Regions from separate parts of the Homo sapiens genome. Here regions 1 and 3 are each linked to region 2. Evidence: read pairs that join two places in POLR2A ChIA-PET (ENCODE). Cell type or tissue: Panc1. All regions are shown on one strand.

What was found. Peaks named below come from ENCODE experiments on the same cell type or tissue, not always from the same donor. Only the 100,000 strongest peaks of a DNase experiment are listed, where the experiment ranks them.
Region 1: POLR2A ChIA-PET joins it to region 2 with 11 read pairs; 28 of 35 experiments call an interaction of 5 or more read pairs at or near these places.
Region 3: POLR2A ChIA-PET joins it to region 2 with 11 read pairs; 13 of 35 experiments call an interaction of 5 or more read pairs at or near these places.

Annotation. Positions count from the first base shown.
Region 1 is chr18:3,650,125-3,655,124 of GRCh38, forward strand. The region is part of intron 7 of DLGAP1 (DLG associated protein 1); the gene reads right to left. It overlaps DLGAP1-AS6 (DLGAP1 antisense RNA 6), which reads left to right and starts at 2,906. Exons shown (of 3, transcript NR_188002.1): 1 at 2,906-3,087; 2 at 4,581-4,691. RefSeq lists enhancers at 2,460-3,659, 2,705-2,999. In Panc1, no CTCF peak of the experiment used is centred here; DNase peaks (open chromatin) are centred at 2,897 and 3,857; H3K4me3 peaks cover 1,388 bases; H3K27ac peaks cover 5,000 bases.
Region 2 is chr18:3,445,914-3,450,913 of GRCh38, forward strand. It overlaps TGIF1 (TGFB induced factor homeobox 1), which reads left to right and starts at 4,259. Exons shown (of 3, transcript NM_003244.4): 1 at 4,259-4,592. The coding sequence starts at 4,577. It overlaps LOC124904237 (a long non-coding RNA gene), which reads right to left and starts at 4,743. Exons shown (of 2, transcript XR_007066269.1): 1 at 4,619-4,743; 2 at 1,093-1,273. RefSeq lists silencers at 2,279-2,348, 4,009-4,118, 4,149-4,308, 4,949-4,998 and enhancers at 2,470-3,091, 3,059-3,198, 3,092-3,711, 3,299-3,488. In Panc1, a CTCF peak has its summit at 2,099 (motif pointing left); a DNase peak (open chromatin) is centred at 2,358; H3K4me3 peaks cover 3,704 bases; H3K27ac peaks cover 4,401 bases.
Region 3 is chr18:3,314,355-3,319,354 of GRCh38, forward strand. No RefSeq gene overlaps it. Among named protein-coding and RNA genes, the nearest start is that of LINC01895, 34 kb to the right of the region's middle. In Panc1, no CTCF peak of the experiment used is centred here; no DNase peak of the experiment used is centred here; H3K27ac peaks cover 3,384 bases.

The sequences.
Region 1 (5,000 bases), 200 kb after region 2:
CCTCCACCTCCTGGATTCAAGCGATTCTCCCGCTCATCCTCCTGAGTAGCTGGGACTACAGGCACCTGCCATCATGCCTGGCTAATTTTTTGTATTTTTAGTAGAGACAGAGTTTCACCATGTTGGCCATGCTGATCTTGAACTCCTGACCTCAAGTGATGCTCCTGCTTCAGCCTCCCAAAGTGCTGGGATTACAGTTGTGAGTCACCGTGCCTGGTTGAAACATTTATATTTCATAGGAATATTTTGGCTGGATGCAGAGGCTAAGGCAGGAGGACAGCTTGAGGCCAGCAGTTCAACACTACCCTGGGCAACATAGAGAGACCCTGTCTCTACAAAAGAAAGAAAGAAAAAAGAAACGTTTAGCCAAAAGTATAATGACAAGTAAAGATACATCTGAGAAGAGAACATTCGTTTGTTTAGTGTGGTGCTCCAGCCTCCACGTCATTTTTATAAACAGGATGTCTGGGTTTCTTTGCAGAAACAAGTTTCTTGAGTTTTGTTCTCAGTTTCTATAATATTCCATTTAGTATTCCTGACACACTGCCACCTACCACGCTGGTGGAAGGAAGGAAGGAACTCCTTCTGGGAGATAGCTCTATCCTATCTCTGTCAGTTATCTGACTAACATTTTGATTTCCGGTAGTAAAAATGTTGAAACTGGCCAGGCATGGCTGCTCACGCCTGTAATCCCAGCACTTTGGGAGGCCAAGGTGGGCGGATCATGAGGTCAGGAGTTGGAGACCATCCTGGCCAACATGGTGAAACCCTGTCTCTATTAAAATACAAAAATTAGCTGGGTGTGGTCATGCGTGCCTGGAATCCCAGCTATTCGGGAGGCTGAGGCAGGACAATTGCTTGAACCAGGGAGTTGGATGTTGCAGTGAGCCGAGATCACACCACTGCACTCCAGCCTGGCGACAGAGCCAGACTCTGTCTCAAAAAAACAAAGTTGGCTGGGCACGGTGGCTCACGCCTGGAATCCCAGCACTTTGGGAGGCTGAGGTGGGCGGATCATGAGGTCAGGAGATCGAGACCATCCTGGCCAACATGGTGAAACCCCCTCTCTACTAAAAATACAAAAATTAGCTGGGCATGGTGGCAGGCGCCTGTAATCCCGGCTACTTGGGAGGCTGAGGCAGGAGAATCGCTTGAACCCAGGAGGTGGAGGTTGCAGGGAGCCGACAATGTGCCGCTGCACTCTAGCCTGGCGATAGAGCAAGACTCTGCCTAAAAAACAAAAACAAACAAACAAACAAAAAGTTGAAACTTCATTCTCAGTTTACTACTGGTGGTAAATCCATCAGCATCTGTTTATTAAAGGATTTACCACAGTCTACCTTGACACGCTGAGCACATGGCTTTGCTCTAAAAATAGAAAGATTCAGCTGGGCAAGGTGGCTCATGCCTGTAATTCCAGCACTTTGGGAGGCCAAGGCGGTCAGATCACTTGAGGCCAGGAGTTTGAGACCAGCCTGGCCAACAAGGCGAACCCCCGTCTCCACTAAAAATACAAAAATTAAGCCGGGTGCAGTGGTTCACGCCTGTAATCCCAGCACTTTGGGAGGCCGAGTGCAGTGGCTCACGCCTGTAATCCCAGCACTTTGGGAGGCCGAGGTGGGTGGATCTCTTGAGGTCAGGAGTTCGAGACCAGCCTGGCTAACATGGTGAAACCCTGTCTCTACTATAAATACAAAATAGCCGGGCGTGGTGGCGGGCACCTGTAATCCCAGCTACTCGGGAGGCTGAGGCAGGAGAATCACTTGAGCCCAGGAGGCGGAGGTTGCAGCGAGCCGAGATCACGCCACTGCGCTCCAGCCTGGGAGACAGAGCAAGACTGTCTCAAACACAACAACAACAACAACAACAACAAAAAACAAAAAGCAAAAGTTAGCCGGGCGTGGTGGCGCGCGCCTGTAGTTCCAGCTACTCAGGGGGCTGAGGCACGAGAATTGCTTGAACCTGGGAGGTGGAGGTTGCTGTGAGCCGAGATCACAACACTGCACTCCAGCCTGGGCGACAGAGCGAGACTCTGTATCAAAAAAAAAAAAAAAAAGAAAAGAAAGAAAGACACAATGACAAAGGCAGAGTTCACCTACAGAGGGAATGACATCAATACATTAGGAATATTTTTAATACATTAAATCCCTTTGGGGTGTTTTTGGACACCTGGCTTGTCATACTATGAACAACAGAATTTCCTTAAAAAGTTTTTATTTTAGAGACAGGGTCTCGCTCTGTTGACCAGGCTGGAGTGCAGTGGCGCAGTCATAGCTCACTGTAGCCTCAAACTCTTGAGCTCAACTGGTCCTGCCACTTCAGACTCCCAAGTAGCTAGGACTACAGGTGTATGCCACCACAACCAGCTAACTTTTACAAAATATTTTTTGTAGAGATGAGGGGGACTCGCTCTGTGGCTCACGGCCGTCTTGAACTTTGAATACCTGGCCTCAAGCTATTTTCCTGCCTCGCCCTCCCAGAGTGCTGGGATTACAGGTGTGAACCACCGCACCCAGCCCTCATTTATTTGATTTCTTCAGAGAGGCTCATCTGTTCCTATATTTAGAAATGTGGAACTTTTCCAAAGAAGACAACCTTCATTTTTTTCATACGGGCTTTCAAAAGAATGTGATGTCCTTTTGGTGTTTTAGATTCTCACCTATGAGGTATAAACAAATCGCCTTGCAGACAAGTCTCAACACAGAACACATGCTGCTTATCACTGGCAAAGACTTGCATCAGCCTGCCACCACGGCTGGCTCATCTTGTCCCTCCAGGCCTGTGCCTGCTGGAACACTCCCACTCCCCATGTCTGAATACACCACTTCGGTTGGACCAAGAGTTTCCAGCTCGGGTGGCCCCTCCTTCCCTGGAAATAAATAGCTGCCTATAGAATATCAGAGTCATTCTGACTCAGGGGTGACTCAGCTCTTCCATGACCTGTGTTCCCACTTCTCCTTGATAAGGCCAATGTTTTGGCCCTACTGGTGAAAATATGTAGACCTAACATCTATCTCCCTGCTCCAGTTTCAAGAGAAAAGACCTTATTCAGAGAAATATTTAGAAGACTCTTGTGGAATTCTTGCTGTGAGTGGTTTTTCCTTCCCTGCCATTGGTGCGACTGTTTCCCCCTTCCGTCAAATTGCTGTCTAGATGTTTCTCTCTGACCCCAATTTTCTCGGAGTTTGGGATTATCAATCTAAAATCAGAGGTGAGAATTCATCAGTGTTATCGATAAGACTTTGCAATTATTTCTTTCAAACTGAACTTTTTCCCTATTCACTTATTTTTCCTCATTGCAAAATAATCAAAGCATTGATGAGTGTTTCTGTTTAAATTCAAAGGACATTCCACCTTTAACCTTAGCATTCATGAGACACAAAATGGGTTTTTCTTTTTGCTGATTTAAAAAGCTGCTATGAAGCTGCACAGTGCGGAAGAGGGCACCCCTGCTCCAGAAAAGAAGAAACAAAACTGCCTGCCATAGACACTTGGTAGGGAGTGGCAAATGGAATCTTGGTTTGTTTTTCTCTTAGGACTTTGACAATTATTTTTCCTTGAAAAGAATAAGAGAATCTACCTAAAATATTAATACTAGTTTCAGAGCTCTAGGATAATATAGAGCAGAGTCTCTTTTTTTTAAAAAAGGAAAGCGGTTTCATTTCTGACAGTGGATTTCTTCCACTGATGTGCACACTCTTTGACATGAAAAGCTGCACGAAGCTGCCTTGAATTCATTCTGCAGATGGAAAGTTGCAAGTACGGTAATTAGCTAAGCAGTGGCAAGGCCGACCATCTGAGGTTTGATTTCTCATCAAGAGATAGTGTCCGACACACGTGCCACTGAGCATGCTTGTAAGAGTTCCACGTTTCAGATGCACTGAGAATGCATGCATGGAACACACGTCCCCCCAGCCCAACAACCGCACTCCCAAATTGCCCCTGCACACATATATTCTAACACGGTTACAACACAGCATGCTCCCGAGCCTCAGACAATAAGCTGCCCAAAAAGATGCTCAAGCAACAGTCGCAGTGGGCCTGACTTCTGGTATCCGCAGCCACTCCAGAGAACTTCCTGTGAGCCCCAGGGACTCAGAGGAGGCTGAGTGATGAGGAAGGTGGCCAGAGGCTGCCGGACTAGCCCCAAGCAGTCACTCTGCTTCCTGCCTTTGTTTTCCCTCAAACTCTCATCTTTCTGGAGAAAACAAAACCCTGTCCTGGGGGTGTAGACCAGCCATGACACCCACTAATAACCTCTAGCAAAACAATAGTTTTAAAATTACTTAATGCTCTCTTGACTTTCTGACTTTTAAAATGAAAATTGTATTTTGTCACTGTATCCTTTTGTTGGCAAGTGGAATACTGCACTCAAACCAAGCAGGCAATGTAAAACTATGACTTCAAAGCCATTCCTTGATAAAACATCAAAACGGCCCAGAGTGAACCAACTGTTATCTGTAATTCAACAGATAATTAACTGAAACTCAGTGCTCAAATTGCTACTGGGAGTTTCTGCAGCCAAGGTCATTCTCATGGTGCTGCTTGATTTTGTTTCTGTGTCTCTTATATCGTTTTAGGCAGGGAGGAACTTGGATTGTCCTTCAGTAAAATTCCACTTTGATGCGCAAAGCGAACTTGAATTTCTGCTTGGCCTACCACAGGCCTGCAACATGCACTTTCTCCTCGAGGTGAGAAGGTCTTTTTCTCTCCACTCTGAAACACCGCTGCCTGCACCTTTTGCTGAGTTTAGAGTAGCATCATACTTTCTGCCACGAATGCCACAAATACTGCCTTTTCAACTTGGTTTTGTAAAATGTAATGGTACTAAATCCGCCAAAGGGATAAAGCACCCTTACTTTGGATTTGCCAGTCCCATGGGTACATAACTGACCTACTACTCTCCCACCTCCCAACCTTGAAACTCCAGCCCCCTGAACGGCCTCACCACTCCAACCCCCACTGCAATTTCCCACTCCCCACCTCCATGCATTGCCCAT
Region 2 (5,000 bases):
CCATCTGACCTTCTGAAATGACAAGATTTCCCAGAGACCACTTGATTTATAATCAGATAATTTATGTTGGGTACCCAGTTTTATGCCTTTTAACTTTGTTATATTTGGATGTGTTAAGTGATCTTGACTTTTTAAAAAAAATAACTAACATCACTAGTTTGGGCATTAAGTGAGATTAAATAAGTGTTTCATAAACTGTAAAGAATAATACAGACACAGATGTTGAGAATAAGGAGAGTGAAGCTTGTGCTCAAGGAATTATCTTTCCGTTTTTTTGTTTTTGTTTTTGAGACAGAGTCTTGCTCTGTCACCCAGGCTGGAGTGCAATGGCACGATCTCAGCTTTCTGCAACCTCTGTCTCCCAGGTTCAAGCAACCCTCCTGTCTCAGCCTCCCAAGTAGCTGGGACTACAGTCACACGCCACCACGCCCGGCTAATTTTTGTATTTTTAGTAGAGATGGGGTTTCACCATATTGGTCAGGCTGGTCTCAAACTCCTGACCTCAGGTGATCCACCCACCTCGGCCTCCCAAAGTGGTGGGATTACAGGTGTGAGCCACAGCGCCCTGCCTATCTTTTCGTTTTATCCCCTGGATTCCAAAACTCATTTAGGTAAAGAGAAGTGATGACTTGGCTACAGAGGAAAAAGGAGGGCCGGGAAGGGAAGTGCAGGCTAGGAAAAGTGACTAAAAACAAAAGTAGTAGCACCAGTTACACTATTCATGCAAGGAAGCTGAGGAGAATTATCCTGATGGGGCTGATAAAATCACCTCAAGATGGCTCTAGGCCACCCCAGGTTCTTAAGACAATGGTCAGCTCTTTCTTAAGCAGTCCAAGACCCTCTGACCTGAGATGTGACTGGATGATTACAGACCTCTTGTCCAGTGTTTAGAGCCTAGCTGTCTGCATATTTTATAAAGATATCTGCCTTCCAGAGACTGGAAGTGAAAGAGATCCAATGACTGGGTGAGTCACCCTTTCTCCACCTAGAACACAGTCCTTGATGGAACTCATGCTTTATCAATTGTTGTTGAGTAGAAGAAACAAATACATCCTCCAATCTTCACTTGGTGGACCTGGCATCAAAAAATAATCATATTAAGTGCGTTTATTAGTACACTTTTCTGGCTTATCTGCCTTTCCAAGTTTCTATTTGAGTTCTTGCCTTTGAAGGGTTTGCAGGCTGTGAAAAGTAACTTAACTTTTTAACAACTTTCTTTGCTTGGCCTTGAGGCAGCTTCAGAAGATAAGACGCCAAAAGGAACTATGTGTGCCTGGAGAGAAAAAAAATAATGGTGAAAAACGTTTATCAGTAGCCTCCGCCAGCACCAAGCAACGCCTCAATTTTACTCAAGCAATTTCCCAATTCAAGTAACATTCATATGAATCAGCAAATAATATGTAGCAAATTTGAATCTATATACTTTAAAAAAAAAAAAAAAGCACTGGAAAGAATCTTAAAAGTCATTGAATCCGTTTTATAGCAAGGCCCCGAGACTGGAAGGGACTGACAGAGCTAGAAATGAAACTTGTTTTTCCACCTCGAGAAAAACGAATCAACAAAAAATACCCTAAGCAATTGCTGGTATCTGAAGCCCACTTTTTTGAGGCTGTTCCCTTTGTTACGTTGCGCTGACCCTAGGCACTTTCTTCCCAGAATGCACCAAGAATCCGAAACTCCAAACAAGTTTGAGATCAGCGTTGGCTGGGGGGAGGCAGTGGGGGTGCATCTACGGGAGCGGTTGGGCTGTAAGCTTTCGCTACATCACAGAATTGTGCCAGTGTTTCTCTTTGGAGTGCCTCGCCAGCTTTAACAACCGTTTGGATATGACTTGCTCGGGCAAAAGTTGTGCATTGGCCCGATCAAGCCTGACTTCTAGCCAAGGTGAGTTCACATCTCCGTTTTTTCCTCCCCCTAATTCGAAAGAGGCTTTCAATTGTCTCCGCCCCTCCCCCCTTCTCCTGGAAAGTTTGTTTTCAAGCTATAAACCCTTTCCAATTCTCGGTTCCCATCTCGGTTGCCTGAGAATCGCAGTCATTAGCCAAGTCCACTTGGACGAAAGCAAAGCTACCTTTGTGTACATAATGAGAGCCACCGCGTGGCCAAGGAGAACCACGGGGAAGAGGGAAACATTTTTGTCTCGAGCTGGCTAAAGCGGGCGGGGGGGGAGGTAGGGTTAAACCGACCGAAGGCGTGTTTTGTGGAGTGGCTTCGAAAGCGGCCGAGGCAGCCGAAGCCGCTTTCGAAGTTAGCAAACAAAGCGTCTCCCCAGTAACCGCCCGGTTCCAGACGAGGCTCCTGCCACTCAGGCCGCGGAGTCGCAGCGTCGCCCAGCCCCCGGCTCCTCCTCCCTGCGTCTCTCCTCCCTCCGCTCCCGGCTCCCCAGCGGATAGGAGCCACCAATCCCAGCCACAGACAACCCTTCAAACGAAATAGCGAGGCGGCCCCCTCTAACGGGCGGCGGGGGCGCTGGCCCCCTCCCTGCGCCACATCTGTCCCGCACCGGGCGCAGCAGCTGATTCATCTGCAGCCAGGTCCGGGAAGGAACTGTGCTCCCGGCAGTTGCAGGGCAGCGTCCGGGCGGGTGGCTTGTCCCCAGGACCGCGCTCCCCCCGAGCCGTTTTAGGTGTGTGTTCTCTTCTGTCCCGAGCAGTCAGCAAACCACAGAAGAAAAAAATCGTAAGGTTGCTGCCTTCTTAGAGAGACGCTTTTTTTCCCTGTTGATTCATTTTAGTCCTGTAATTGGAAAAACCACCCAGGCTTTTTAAACTCTGGCCTCCACGCATTCTAGGGGCGGGGGTGTCTTTTTTTTTTTTTTTTTTTTTGAGGGAGGGTGGCAGGCTAGCTCTAGTTCCTGAAACAGACGCTCCGAAGTCGAGTTAGTTATCCCTTGGCCGTCTTAGTACTCCTCGGGTTTAATCTTATTTCCACAGAGTTTCTTCTGCCGGGATCTCCACCGAGGTTACCGAACAAAAACAGCACAGAGCCCAGACTGGAGGCAGACCCGGGCGCTGTCTCTGCTAGGCTTATTTACGTTTAGGGCTTTTCTTTCCTTTTTTTAAAGTGATGGGGGAAGTCTCATTGTGTGGCATGTGACAGTTCGTTTGCTTCAAAACAACAGGACGTAACCACGCGAAAACTAGAACCAGAGGAGGGGGCATGCGTTTCTTCAAGTCAGCCAAACAGCATCTGGTCTTTGAAAGCGCAATTTCATCAAGAAACTCCTGTTGGATCCCTCCTAACTGTGGACCAAAATAAGCCAACAGGAACGGGTGTTTACTTAATGGCTAGTTTCTGTTTGAAATGGGAGGAGGGATCCCCTAGCAGGGTTCCAATCCGAAGAGTAGACACTGTTGACCGAAACAGACGAGCAGGCACGGCGTGGTCACCCCTTAGCTATAAAAGTGGCCGCTGCCGGGGTTCGGCGACTCGGGGTGTCAGGCGGAGTCTTGGTGAGGCAGGCGCGCGCCCGGCCGTCCCCGGGCAGAGACGTTTAAAGAGCATGTGAGCGTGACAAGTGTCTGTCCGCAACGTGTCAGATTTCGAAACTGCCTTGCAATCCAGTCCGGAACTCGCAGCTTTAGCCCGGGGGAACAGACGTTCGTTTAGGCTGTGTCTCATCATTCCCCCCCGCCCCACCCCCGCCGACCTCCCACTGTCGCTGCTGGAGGAAGAGCCCCGGGAGGAGAAGGGTGCGCCGCGCCGCGCCCGCGTGTCAATGGCAGCCGCGCATTCTGGAAGAAGTTGGTTCTTGTCTCGAATACTTTTCCTCCCGTGCCCCGCCCCTTGAATCAGAGGCGGCTGTCTCGTGCGGCTAGAGCAGGGCCAGTAGAGTTCGGGGCAGCTGTCAAAAACGAGACGGGGAGGCTTTTCTTCCCGGGGGTGGAGGAGGGAAGGAGGGAGGTGTCCTTTTTTCCATCTGTTGCAGTTTCCGAACCAAACGCACCCTCGCCAGCCCCGGGAAGAAAGGCCCAAGGGAGAAACCTGGGGCGCTCGGCTGGTGCCCCCACCGCCGGGCGAGGGATGCGGGCGGTCCGTGCGCGGCAGGCGGAAAGGATCGTGTTTCTGGACCCGGCCACCCCCCGCGTCCGCACCGCCGCCCCCGAGGGACGAGTGACAGCGGCCGCCGCGCTCGGTCCAGTCTTCCCGGCTGGAAGGTGCGGGGGAGGGGCGGAGGAGCGGCGGGGCGGGAGGGGGACGGGGCGGGCGGCTGGGGGCGGAGGCAGGACCTCCTGTACCTTCCCTCCTCGCCTCTCTCACTCTGACAGCGCCGAGGTGCGCCGAGCAGGAGCAGGGAACAAAGGAGCGGAGAGGGGAGGGGAGAGAGTTGGGCGAGGGAGAGCCCCCGGCCGGCTGCCAGAAGATCCCGGCGGGAGGAAGCCCAAGTGTCACTTGAATTCCACCCAAGGAGCGGGCGCCTGGGATCAGAGCGTCCTGTTTAGCAATAACGGCTGGAGCACGTCCTACAAGTTACGGGAGAGTCGGCTGTGAAGGAGACGTTCGCTTATCCCCTGTGTCCCCGCTCCTGGCCCCTCCAGACCCCCGCCTTGCCTCGCGCTGGGAGGGGAGATCCAGAATGAAAGGCAAGAAAGGTAAGGCGGCCGCGGGCTGCGCGCACCAGAAGACGCGAGTCCGGGGAAACGTGCTGGCCGGGCCGCGCCGCGCGGAGTCACTTGGTGGACTTTTCCGCCCAGGGGCTCTCATGCTGGAGTGGCGGCCGTGCTCTTTGTTGAGGCTGCGTCTGAAACGGCAGCGGCTGTTTTCCTGCTAGACACAACACGAGGGGCTGTTGTGGGGCGAGCCTCTCCACGCTGCTGGCACGTTGTCAAGAAACACGCTCAGCGCCTTGTTTGTGCGCCTGCAAGTTTCATTGTCTCCGCCGACACCCCACGCTCGGCCCAGCCGCCGCGTGGCTTCTCGCTCTTTCTCGCGTGCTGGGGATATGGGGTCCGAGTAGGGAGGACCCAGCCCCTCGTTTTTCCCGATCCGGACCCAGGCGG
Region 3 (5,000 bases), 130 kb before region 2:
CCATCATAAATCAGGGACCATCTGTACTTTAAATTTTTTTCCTAGACTACAAAACTTTGGTTTTAGGAATTTTTCTTCACATTTTAAAGGTGTGTTTCTTTCCAGATAATAGTTTTAATCTTTTGTTCCTTTTTTTTTTTTTTTTGCTATATTTTTGCATTTTCATATACTCCTCTCCATACTACTCTTTAACATGTGGGGCTCTATCCATGTTTTCTATTTTTGCAGATACAGTGTGGATGAATTTTTATTTATTACTTTTCTTTATTATTTTTTCCCATTGCCCTGAGACTCGTCTTCCTCTTAGAAATTCAGTTTGAGGTTGCATCTTTTGTGCTCTGTCTTTTCTCCCAGTGCCTGAGGAAAAGTTGAAGGGAGCATATATCGGTTAGGATTAGACTTGACTGTAATAGAAAAAGCTCAAAGTAACAGTGGGTTAAATCAGAATGAAGTTTATTGCTGTCTTACTTAGAAGTCTGAGTAGGTCATCACAGTTGGTATGACACTCTGCAGTGTTAGAGTCTCAAGCTCAAGTTCACCAGGTGGTTCCAGATGGTCACTCTAGCTCCAGCCATCACATCTACTTTATAGCCAGGAGAAAGAGAGAAGAGGAAATGGGCATGTCCACTCCATTTAAATATCTTCTCACAACATTTACATATTGCATAGGACTTCACCACTGCGATTGCACTTAGCTACAATGCTGGTGTAGAAATATATATTTTCTTCTGAGTAGGCCTTGTGCCCAATAAAAACGTGTAGATTTTTCTAGTAAGGAAAAAGGAAGAACAGACAGTAGGGGCAACTACTGGTTTCTTTTCTTTTTTTACTTTAAGCTCTGGGACACATGTGCAGAACGTGCAGATTTGTTACATAGGTACACATGTGCCGTGGTGGTTTGCTGCACCTACCAACCCATCATCTAGGTTTTAAGCCCCTCATGCATTAGGTATTTGTCCTAATGCTCTCCCTCCCCTTGCCCTCCACCCCTCTACAGGCCCCAGTGTGTGATGTTCCCCGCCCCATGTCCATGTGTTCTTATTGTTAAACTCCCACTTATGAGTGAGAACATGCAGTGTTTGGTTTTCTGTTCCTGTGTTAGTTTGCTGAGAATGATGGTTTCCAGCTTCATCCATGTCCCTGCAAAGGACATGATCTCATTCTTCTTTATGGCTGCATAGTATTCCATGGCATATATGTGGCACATTTTCTTTATCCAGTCTATCATTGATGGACATTTGGGTTGGTAATGCTAATGATTATCTGAGCCTTCAGCAAGTTGTAATCTTTTTGCTGGTGGAGGGTCTTGCCTCAATGTTGATAACTACTGATTGATTAGGGAGGTGGTTGCTGAAGGTTGGAATGACTGTGGCAATTTCTTAAAATAAGACAACAATGAAATTTGCCTCATTGATTGACTCTGTCTTTCATGAAGTATTTTTCTGCAACACAGGATACTGTTTGATAGCATTTTACCCACCACAGTAGAACTTGTTTCAAAATTGGAGTCAATCCTCTCAAACCCTGCCGCTGCTTTATCAAGTAAGTTCATGTAATATTTGAAATAATTTGTTGTCATTTCAACAATGTTCACAGCATCTTCAGCAAGAGTTGATTCCATCTCAAGAAACCACTTTCTTTGCTCATCCATAGAAGCAGCTCCTCATCCATTCAAGTTTGTTCATGAGATTTTAGCAATTCAGTCACATCTTCAGCCTCCACTTCTAATTCGAGTTCTTGTGCTATTTCCATCCCATCTGATGTTCCTTCCTCCACTGAAGTCTTGAACCCCTCAAAGTCATCCATGAGGATGAATTTTGAGGTGTCCAACTTTATCCATGAGGATTAACTTTGAGGGGTTCAACTTTGAGGATGAACTTTGAGGGGTTCATCTTTGAGGTTCCAGAGAATCAACTTCTTCTGAACTTCTGTTAATGTTGATATTTTGACCTCCTTCCATGAATCACCAGTGTCCTTAATGGCATATAGGATGGTGAGTCTTTTCCAGAAGGTTTTCAGTGTATTTGCTCAGAGCTGTGAGGGGAATCATTATTGCAGCTCTAACCTTACAAAATGTATTTCTTAAATAATAAGACTTGAAAGTCAAAATGACTCCTTGACCCATGGGCTGAAGAATGGATGTTGTGTCAGCAGGCATGAGAACAACATGAATCTCCTTGTACGTCTCCATCGGAGCTCTTGGGTGAGCAGGTGCACTGTCAATGAGCAGTAATATTTTGAAAGGAATTTTTATTTCTGAGCAGTAGATCTCAACAATGGGGTTAAAATATTCAGTAAACCATGCTATAAAGATATATACTGTTGGCCGGGCATGGTGGCTCACACCTGTAATCCTAGCACTTTGGGAGGCCGAGGAAGGCGGATCACTTGAGATCAGGAGTTTGAGACCAGCCTGACCAACATGGTGAAGCCCTATCTCTACTAAAAATATAAAAATTAGCCAGGCGTGGTGGCAGGCACCTGTAATCCCAGCTACTTGGGAGACTGAGGCAGGAGAATTGCTGGAACTCAGGAGGCAGAGGTTGCAGTGAGCTGAAATTGCACTACTGCACTACAGCCTGGGCAACAGAGCAAGACTCTGTCTCAAAAAAAAAAAGAAAAGAAAGAAAGAAAGAAAAAGAGATATACTGTCATCCAGGCTTTGTTGTTTCATTTAGGGGGTGTGGGAAGAGTAGACTTAGCATAATTCTTAGGAGCCCTGGGATTTTCAGAAAGGTAAATGAACACTAGCTTCAACTTAAAGTCACCAGCTGCCTTAGCCCCTAACAAGAGAGTCGGCTTGTTCTTCGAAGCTTTGAAGCCAGGCCTTGACTTCTCTCTAGCTATGAAAGACCTAGATGGCATCTTCTTCCAACAGAAGGCTGTTTTGTCTACATTTAAAATCTACTGTTGAGTGTACCCACCTTCATCAATTATCTTAGCTAGATCTTGTGGATAAGTTGCTGCAGCTTCTCCATCAGCGCTTGGGATTCATCTTGCACTTTCATGCTATGGTGATGCCCTCTTTCCTTAAACCTCTTGAAGCAACTTCTGCTGGCTTCTAACTTTTCTTCTGTAGCTTCCTCACCTCTCTGAGCCTTCATAGAATTGAAGAGAGTTAGGGGCTTCCTCTGGATTAGGCTTTGTCTTAAGGGAATGTCATGGCTGGTTTGATCTTCTATCTACACCACTCAAACCTTAGCTATATCAGCAATAAGGTTGTTTCACTTTCTTATTATTTGTGTGTTGACTGGAGTAGCATTTTACATTTTCTTCTTTTGCATTTCACATTGTTTTTGCTTTCACAACATGGCTGTTTAGCACAAGAGGCCTGGCTTTTAGCCTATGTTGGTTTTTGACATGCCTTCCTCAGTAAGCTTAATCGTTTCTTGCTTTTGATTTAAAGAGAGAGATGTGTGCTTTTCCTTTCATTTGAACTCTTAGAGGCCATTGTAGGCGTATTTATTGGCCTAATTTCAAAATTGTTGTGCCTCAGGGAACAGGGAGGCCCGAGGAGAGGGAGAGAGATGAGGGAATGGCCACTCGGTAACACATTTGGTGGAGAAGTCAGAACACACAATATTGATGGATTTCGTTTGCCATATTATATGGGTGTGGTTTGTGGCACCCCAAAAAAATTGCAATAGTAACATCAAAGATCGTCATAATACATATCATTATGAAAAATTTGAAATATTACAAGAATTACCAAAATGTAACACAGAGACAGGAAGTGAATACACGCTGTTGGAAAAATGGAACAGATAGACTTGCTCAATGCAGGGTTGCCACAAACCTTCAATTTGTAAAAAGTGCAATACCTGTGAAACACAATAAAGCAAGGTACAGTAAAATGAGATATGCCAGTAATTATAGCTGACATTTATCAAGTGCTTACCAATAATATCCTTGCTTAAGCACAGCTTAATACCATAAAGAAGTGCAAATATTTCTCTCTCTCTCTTTTTTTTTTTTTTTTTTGAGACTGAGTCTCACTCTGTGGCCCAGGCTGGAGTGCAGTGGTGCCATCTTGGCTCACTGCAACCTCTGCCTCCCTGGTTTAAGCAATTCTCCTGCCTCAGCCTCCCAAGTAGCTGGGATTATAGGCATCCGCCACCACACCTGGCTAATTTTATTATTTTTAGTAGAGACGGGGTTTCCCCATGTTGGCCAGGCTTGTCTTGAACTCCTGACCTCAGGTGATCCACCCCCCTTGGCCTCCCAAAGTGCTGGGATTACAGGCGTGAGCCACCGTGCCCAGCCAAGAAGTGCAACTATATCTTTCAAAATTATACTCTTTTATTTCACATGGAAATATCCTTCCTTTCCCCTCCTCTTTGTTTTAATTTATTTACTTTTTATTCTTAGAGACTGGGTTTTGCTCTGTTGCCTAGGCTGGAGTGCATTGGCACAGTCGTAGCTCACTATAACCTTGAACTCCTGGGCTCACTCAGTTGATTCTCCCACTAGGACTACAGGCACACACCATCACACCAGACTAAGTTTTTTTTAAATTTTTGTAGAGATGGGGTCTCACTATGTTACCTAGGGTGGTCTTGAATTCCTGGCCTCAAGTGATCCTCCTGCCTCGGCCTCCCAAAGTGCTGGGATTACAGGCATGAGCCACCATGCCCGGCCCCCTCCTCTTTGTTTTAATGAGACACTTACATTGTAGACATTCCCCCCTACTCCCAGATTATAATACTAACCTAACAGGTCCGGAGAACTGTCATATATTGCTTACTCACTTTCTTGCCCGCATTCCTGAAAGGAAGACAAAATTGCAGCTTCCCCTTTGTGTGTGTCTGTTTCCTATCACCTCTACTACCCCTCTGCATCACTCAGATGTACTATAACATGGTCAATGACCTTGGTCATTTGATTTTCATTAACACTCTTTTGCTTCCCTTTTGGAGTAGGGGAGGCTTTCATTTTATATCCATCTTTTGGGTATGCAGATGTAGGCAGAGATTGTTCTTTTCTTTTTCCAGAAAAATATA